Regions from separate parts of the Homo sapiens genome. Here all the other regions are linked to region 3. Evidence: read pairs that join two places in POLR2A ChIA-PET (ENCODE). Cell type or tissue: MCF 10A. All regions are shown on one strand.

Region 1 (2,500 bases), 230 kb before region 3:
GATTACTTGTTTAGTATCCATTCCTTCTTGAGGGCAGAGATCATGCCTATTTTTCACTGTATTGTCTTTAGTGCTTCACACTATGCTTGGCCCTGTGCTCACTAATTGCAGAATGAAAAAGAGGACTTAGCAAATTGTCCTAAATCAGCTGACATTGGAAGACAGAATGCTTGGTTTCTTTATGAGACCCAAAAGGGAAAATTTGAAAACAAAGCAGCTGTAATTAACAGGAAATTCATTGAAATCAAATATGTATTTAAGAGCCAAGTCAGGAATTCAATAGCACTGATCATGAATATTCGTAGCATTAGGAAATAGGAGTGAGATAAACTGAGAACTGGAAACATTGTAAGGGTTAGGAATGGAAACACAGAGGGTACCAAGGCCAGTCCTAGCATCATGGATACCGTGGTCCAGAGAGAGCTGTATACAGACACTGTGCAAATGGTGGCTATTGGAAAGTTGCCCTATATTGGTTGCAGAGGGAAATGAAATGGGGATACAATATAGTTACATCTGTTATTAAAAAATGTATAGGGTTAAGTCTTTTGTTGATTCATACTCAGAGCTCTCACTTAAGGAAAAAGTATTGCAATGGAAAAAGAAATGAAAAGATGTAAGCTGCTAATAATCAAGAGTACAATCTCAAGGCCCTCTGCAAAACATACTATGGAGCCCCTCTCAAATAATTCCCATATCTCTTCTTACAAGAAACACTTACTAAGGTCCAGCAACTGCCTTTCCTGGGAGGGTAATTAATAATCACATGCCAAGGAGTCTTTTGTAAGAGCCTCTCCTTGTTGCCAGAGTCTTCCATCAATTTTAGCACTTCTGTGTCAGGGACAGGATATTCTTTTCATGGCTTTGGCTTCAGTTGTGATCTTACTCCAAGCAGCTTCAGAAGTTCAAGAGTGCTAGTCCCTAGGATTTAGAGATAGCATATGGATTTTTTCCAGCAGTATAAAGAACTGGCTGGGCTTAAGAAATGGCATTACAAAGAAATGCTGCTATGTGCAATACCAGCTGTAAATCTTGCCAGATTTAGAATATAGGGTTGTGGTATGCCAGCAGCGGGGAGTCTATGACTCCTGGTTCAAGGCCAGGGCAGGAGGCTTTCTGCCAAGCCTCAATGCCAAGATGCCCAGGAATCTGTCTGTGGTCTATACTGCAACATAAATCAGTTGTGAATATTGACAAGACACTGTAGCTATACCGTGGAATCTCTGCAACTATTAAAATGATAGAGTATTTGGGGATAATGGAAAACGTGTTGTTCTATATTCCCCTTAAATGCAAATGACTAGAAATATCAAACTGAAGCTCATGAGAGACTTAGCCTTCTGTTTTATTCATTCTGTATTTATTGCATTTGAATCCCCAGTCTTATATTAATTATAAGCGAGATGGAGATGATGGGCTGGAAATCCTCTTCGAAAGCTTTATGCAGAGCATGATAACTCTTTGATTCACATTTTGCCGGATTTGGTTTTATAGTTGTATTCTAAAGATAATCAGAATTATTATCAGATATAATCAGATATCTTTATTCAGTTGAAAGGGTCATCTGTTTCTTAAACTACCATGTATTTAGTTACTGTTGTTGACCAAAATATTACACTAAACTTTTTGCTTATGTTGTCTTAATTCTCAAAGAAAATCTTTGTGGTGGAGGTTGTTATTACCATTTTATATATGAGGAAACTGAAAACTTTCAGATACGGAAAGCTTTCCAAGTGAAGGAGCAGAGTTGGTGCACAGAACAACCTCAAAGCCTATGCAGTCTACCCTGGACCTATGCAGCTCTCTGGGGCAAGAGTCTTTACTAAATGCAAACAATGCAGAATGATAGAAGTAACATGACCTTGAAAGTTGAACTGGTTTCAAATTCTGGCCCACTTCACCCGTTATGGTTAAGTTTTCATGGTTAAGTCACCAGTTTCTCTGAATATGTTTATTCATCTGAATAATGAAGATAACAATTATTATAATATTATATTACAGTGTTATTTTGAGGATCATGTGAGACATTGTAAGGGAAAGCACTTAACTAACCCTTTTCACGATCTCTACTAGAGAGAAAATATCCACCTTCCTAGCAGTGATTAGTTTTGGGCAAAGCCACATTTTAAACAAAACCTACATTTTGAAGTTACCTATGAATGCTTCATTTGGCAGCCTCTGCATGCTGTTTTTGTTATATTCCTGAAAACAAGAGTGAGCAGCCTCAGATCCCAGTCTGTCAGTTACCCCATTGTGTATAATATTAATCTATTTGACAGGGCCATTTTGTGAAAAGGAAATGACTTAAAGGATACCATGGAAGGGGGTATTCAGCAAACACATTCCATGTACCATTTCAATTAATTGGTTCGTTGTTTTATTCTTTGTAATTTCAGTGTCCCACTATGATTTAGATGGATTCTCACCAGGCCTGTTAACTTACCATGGAGTTGATCAAAAGTAAGGTGTAGGCATCATACTTGTTTTGTAAGCAAATTTC
Region 2 (2,500 bases), 200 kb before region 3:
TGAGAGTAAATATGTTGCTGAATGTTATATAGCTAATGAGTTTCATAGACCAGCTCTAAAACAATATCTGTCAGACAAAAAGTCTATCCCTCAATTATTAGGCATTTTTTTTTTCCATAACTGATATCCATTGCCATGAAATGTATGATTCTGTCACTTGGGGGCAGTTAAGAGCTTGAGAAGAAAGGAAGGGTACAGTACTGGGGGCCAAAGGGTTTCATTTGAAACACATAAGCCTGTGTCATATCGAGATTCTTCTGCCTGAAGATGCTTTTTGGAAAGGTTCTTTGAATCAGTTTCCAGATCACTGGGGTGAGGAGGCAGCTTTCCTCCAGCCTGTGCTCATGTTCTCAGGCCTGGCCTCTCCAGCCTGTGCCTATGCTTTGCATTTTCAGGCTCTACAGTACTGTGTACTCACAGATAGGAATCTGTAAATTAACTAGCAGTGTAGGCCTGGAATTCTCCCAAATTTGGTTGAATGAGATTAATGTGGATGAGGGAATTAAGATCATGAGCATAAAAAATGGTAATTTTCTTGACTGATAAAGGTCACGACTCTCAAAATAGTGAAAACACTGAGAAAGATTAATCAGAAAATGTATCCTGTCTTTACAAGATTATTAGAGGTTTAAACATTGCTGAAATGGCCAAGCATAGGAATAATTGCTTATAAGATTGCTAAGAGCATCAACAGATATTTCTCTGCTTATCTAAAACGATAGCCAAAGCATGTATAAATCAAAGCCTCTAGAATGTTATCTTGACTAACTGGAAGAGGTAGCATGTACTAATGCTAAGGTGAGTGATTAGAGATAGGTATCCTCATCATAACTGCTTTCAATGAGTTCTGAGGCCCTAACAAATTCACATCATACCCCATATCCAATGCTACCTTTAATACAAGGAGGCAACTGTGAACCACATTTGGCTTATAGGAACAGTGTAAAGATAAAATGGTTTAATATTTTTGAAATTTCTATCTTTATGGAATTTCTCATATAGAGTTATCATTAATTGTTTATGTATCTTTCTTCTGAAGCTCTAAGTTCCATAAAGACAAGGACTAAGAAAGTATAATTCAATTTTGCATCCTCAGTACCTAACAGAGAACTTGGTACATAGAAAATATTTGATGATTTATTTTTTGTTGAATAACTACATGAATAAAATGAAGTGAGTCAAAAAGTGCTTTTGAATTTACAAACATTGTAAAAATATGTCATAGCTATTCAACTCCAGTTTCCTAGTTGAGTCAACTACCAAAGAAACCCTCTTAACTCAGAATGTAACATAGAAGATGTATACAATGCTGTCCTGCTTAATGTCAGAAATTTCAAATGTTCACTTTTCCTTCATTTTCTTGAACTATGTCTCTGTATTTATATATGACTTAAGATAAATATGTGTGTGTATATATATATATATATATTTTTTTTTTTTTTTTTTTTTTGCCAAATGAACTTGCTTTTTATGGGACTACATTCTACTGGCTTGAAGGTGAACTAAAAATATCTCTTATCCCTGAAGCCTGGTGCTGACTCATGGAGCGTGTCTACTACATGACCAAATGTAGGTTGAGAACAAATTAGAAACATCTGACTTATTCACATGCATTTTAGTATTTCAAGAGGAGACACACGAAGAAGGTAAAATATAGCAAGCAAATTAACATACAAAACTGCATTTTATTTTTTATCTTAGTTAAATTTGTCTGATAATTCTTTTGTTATGCATGTTCTTGCACCTTAGCCAAAACTGCACATTGGCAAATAACAGGGACTACAGATGGCTCAACAGCCAGGAACCATTTGTGGTTGAACAAATTTGGCACACTGTCTTGTCTTCTAATAACCAGACTTCTGACCTATTGACCCCTCCCTGATTCTTCCCTCCACAAACCAAGGAAAGCCCTTCCAAGTGGTTTTTAGAGCTAAGTAGTAGCTTCTTGAATTTTGGTATAGAGAAACTTTAGAGTCATCATTAGTGTTTCCTACATTTTAAATATTTCCTAGAATATGAATAGAGCATACTATAGTATGAGTGAAAACATATTTATCTAGAAAAGCTGAATTACATTAAAATTGTCAGTTTTAGAACTGACAAGGGCATAGGTCCGACTTTCACCTTCAGCAGAAAAAAAAGTGTACTGAGAAATATTTAAAGGGTGGGAAATCAGGTCTTTTGTATATTAACATAATGTATTTTCATCACTACCATTGCATTAATGACACAGCTCTAAAGTCATCTTTAATTACCTAATTTTCTTGTTCTTTATATTTTGAGAAATGAGTCGTTATTTGGAAGGTTACTAGGAAAGTAAACATAATCAGTTAAATGGTGTGTGTCTCTGGAAGTACTATTGTGAAAGAATGAAGTAAAGGCCTATAAGTAGAGGCCAACAACACCCTAGAGCATCTATTTTCCATTTGAGAAATAACTATTTAAATATATTCATTCATTGAAGATATGTGTGACCTAAGAGAATTAATGGAGCTTTCAA
Region 3 (2,500 bases):
CATCCACAACAGCTGGTTGTATATTATCTGTCTTTGTAACAGCTGAGAGAAAAGATCAGTTAATTCTCCTTGAGAAGCAACTGCAGATGAAATTATCAGGCCAATTTGTCTATTTTAGATGGCTATTTTAAATAGCCCTTTACATCACATGACATTGAGGATCACCTTAAAAGCAGATGATAGTTAACTAAGGAAATATGCCCACCACACATATAAATTATGGGTTTTTCAAATTGGAAACACTGGCCTTGAAAAGGAAAGATGGATTCTTTGAGACCCTATAAAATTTTCTGTTTTCCACATTTTGCAAGATGAAGAAAACTAAGGGAGCTCAATTCTGAGATGCAAAAAACCTGGACCCCAATCCCAAAATGGCTTACATAATAATTCTCTAACTCAAGGATGAGATTTTTTTTAAGAGTGACTCATTCCCCTGTTATTTAAGATAAGTTTATTAGTATTAGATCCCTATCTGTAGTGTCGTGAAGATGAAACATGAATTGGCATTTTGATGAGATTGAGTAAATAATACTACTTACCTATGCATTTTTATTTTCCATGTTATCTCAATATTTTTAAATTTAATATATGCCAGCTTTATGTCAGGCCAGATGCTTCACATTCCTTATCTTTAACCACTATAAAAATCTTACAAGGTATCTAGTTTATAATCTCAAAGCTGAAAGGTTCCAGACAACTTTCTAATATATTTTTGTGCAAATGATGATGATCCCACTAACTTTAGGGAAGATAAGTGGAGAGTTAGAAAAATGAAGCTTCTAGCAACACTCAAAATATAATTCTGATTCTAGCTATATGGTATGGGTCCCATATAACTGCGTGAGAAAAAGGAACCCAGTGATCCTGACGTAGTTGGTTCTTGTATCTTGTTGTTACCTGGGTTAGACAAAATTGCTTGCAGTTAAAGTTGTTCAGCCATCTCTCCATATATGCAAAATGAAAGAAAATTGTTTCTATTTTCTTAATATCTATATATATTGCACAAATTATATTTGTGCAAATCCATTTAGCCAGCCTCCAAAATTTCAAATGAAATTAGTTTCAAATAGTTTTCAAATTACCAAATGAAATTTTTTGCAGTGTAACTATATGGTACATACTGAAGACTCAATATTCTTTATGATGTTCCTGAATGCATCTGGGAGGTTTTTTTTTGCTGTATTTAATCAATTTCATGTTTGTAATGTATTACATTAACTCAGTCTAGTTTTCTTGTCTTTATTAAACAGCCTTCTTTTAATGTTTGAAATCACATTTATAGCCAAAGACAAAAATCTTTGATAATTCTGCTTTAAGTAGCTTCCAAAATTAGAGGCTAGTTTATGTAACTATGTTAATATTCTCATTCCATAGATGGATACTAAAAGAATATGAAGGGTTTGTTGGTTTATTACACAGGGACACTGCATTGACGGTATCACATGTGTTTCTTTAGTATGGTAGCTGCCAGCAGAAACTCCGGTTTTAGTGAAGCTTTGCACAGGCTCTTACCTCTTGCCGGGACTGACTCTGTTATAAATAGCTTGGCCATGACTCATCATTAGACTCATATCAGGAATCAGCCTGAGCTCCTCTGGCTTACTCAGAGATTTGCCCTGCGTTATGGCTCATATTTTTATATTCATATAGAGTGGATAAAATTCATTTAATGGACTTTTCTCTGCTATTCTATATTACCAAATGGGGTGCAATCATTTTGTGATTTCTGGGTGGCTGAATTTTTGAGATATACTCTTGCTGTGTGAGCAAGTCATCAACCGTAAACAGTGTTATCCTACATCCTTACCACCAGATGAGAATACCTCAGAGGTTGAACAGCACACACTCTCTCTCCTCTATTACACACACACTCTCCTCTCTCTCTTTCCTCTGTGTGTGTGTGCACACACACATGTTTAGGACAGGAAAGAGACGGGGAGGATAACTTGAATTCATCAGAATTTTCCAGTGGGGAAAAGAAAATTCCAATATCCTATCACTGCAGATGCTAGAAGAAGGTGACTCTATCTCACCTGCCACATGTTTTGTATCGATCTGACACCCTTTCCCTACATAATATTAAGGGGTTGGCATTGCTAAAAACCATGAGCAAATAAGTGAGATTTGAGTAAGATATACAAGGATGTATGAGTCACATATTAGACAGGGGAATGCTGTTAGCTGCCATAACAAACCTCCCCCAAATCAAAGGGCTTTATGTGTGTTCATAAATCTTGTTCCTCATGTCATAATCTACTGTTAGTAGTGTGGATCACCTGAAAATCTCTTTTTGAAAGGGTGACTTGATTATCTGGGCTCCTTTTATTGTGTGGCTTCTCTATCTTGAAGTCATTTTCTTATGGCTACAGAAACAAAGAGAGACAGAGAGAGAGAGGGAGGAAAATTTGGCATTTGAGAGTTTACTTTTGGAAGTGGAATCACATCACTTTGCCCTGCTTTTTATTGTCCAAATCTAATTACAAAGTCACAACCTTACTGC

Evidence for each region. ChIA-PET counts read pairs that join two places held together with the same protein. Peaks named below come from ENCODE experiments on the same cell type or tissue, not always from the same donor. Only the 100,000 strongest peaks of a DNase experiment are listed, where the experiment ranks them.
Region 1: POLR2A ChIA-PET joins it to region 3 with 6 read pairs; 2 of 35 experiments call an interaction of 5 or more read pairs at or near these places.
Region 2: POLR2A ChIA-PET joins it to region 3 with 5 read pairs; 2 of 35 experiments call an interaction of 5 or more read pairs at or near these places.

What each region holds. Positions count from the first base shown.
Region 1 is chr12:75,118,947-75,121,446 of GRCh38, reverse strand. All of the region lies in intron 2 of KCNC2 (potassium voltage-gated channel subfamily C member 2), which reads left to right. Among named protein-coding and RNA genes, the nearest start is that of KCNC2, 90 kb to the left of the region's middle. In MCF 10A, no CTCF peak of the experiment used is centred here; a DNase peak (open chromatin) is centred at 1,076.
Region 2 is chr12:75,085,611-75,088,110 of GRCh38, reverse strand. The region is part of intron 2 of KCNC2 (potassium voltage-gated channel subfamily C member 2); the gene reads left to right. Among named protein-coding and RNA genes, the nearest start is that of KCNC2, 120 kb to the left of the region's middle. In MCF 10A, no CTCF peak of the experiment used is centred here; no DNase peak of the experiment used is centred here.
Region 3 is chr12:74,889,418-74,891,917 of GRCh38, reverse strand. All of the region lies in intron 2 of LOC105369842 (a long non-coding RNA gene), which reads right to left. Among named protein-coding and RNA genes, the nearest start is that of KCNC2, 320 kb to the left of the region's middle. In MCF 10A, no CTCF peak of the experiment used is centred here; a DNase peak (open chromatin) is centred at 1,547.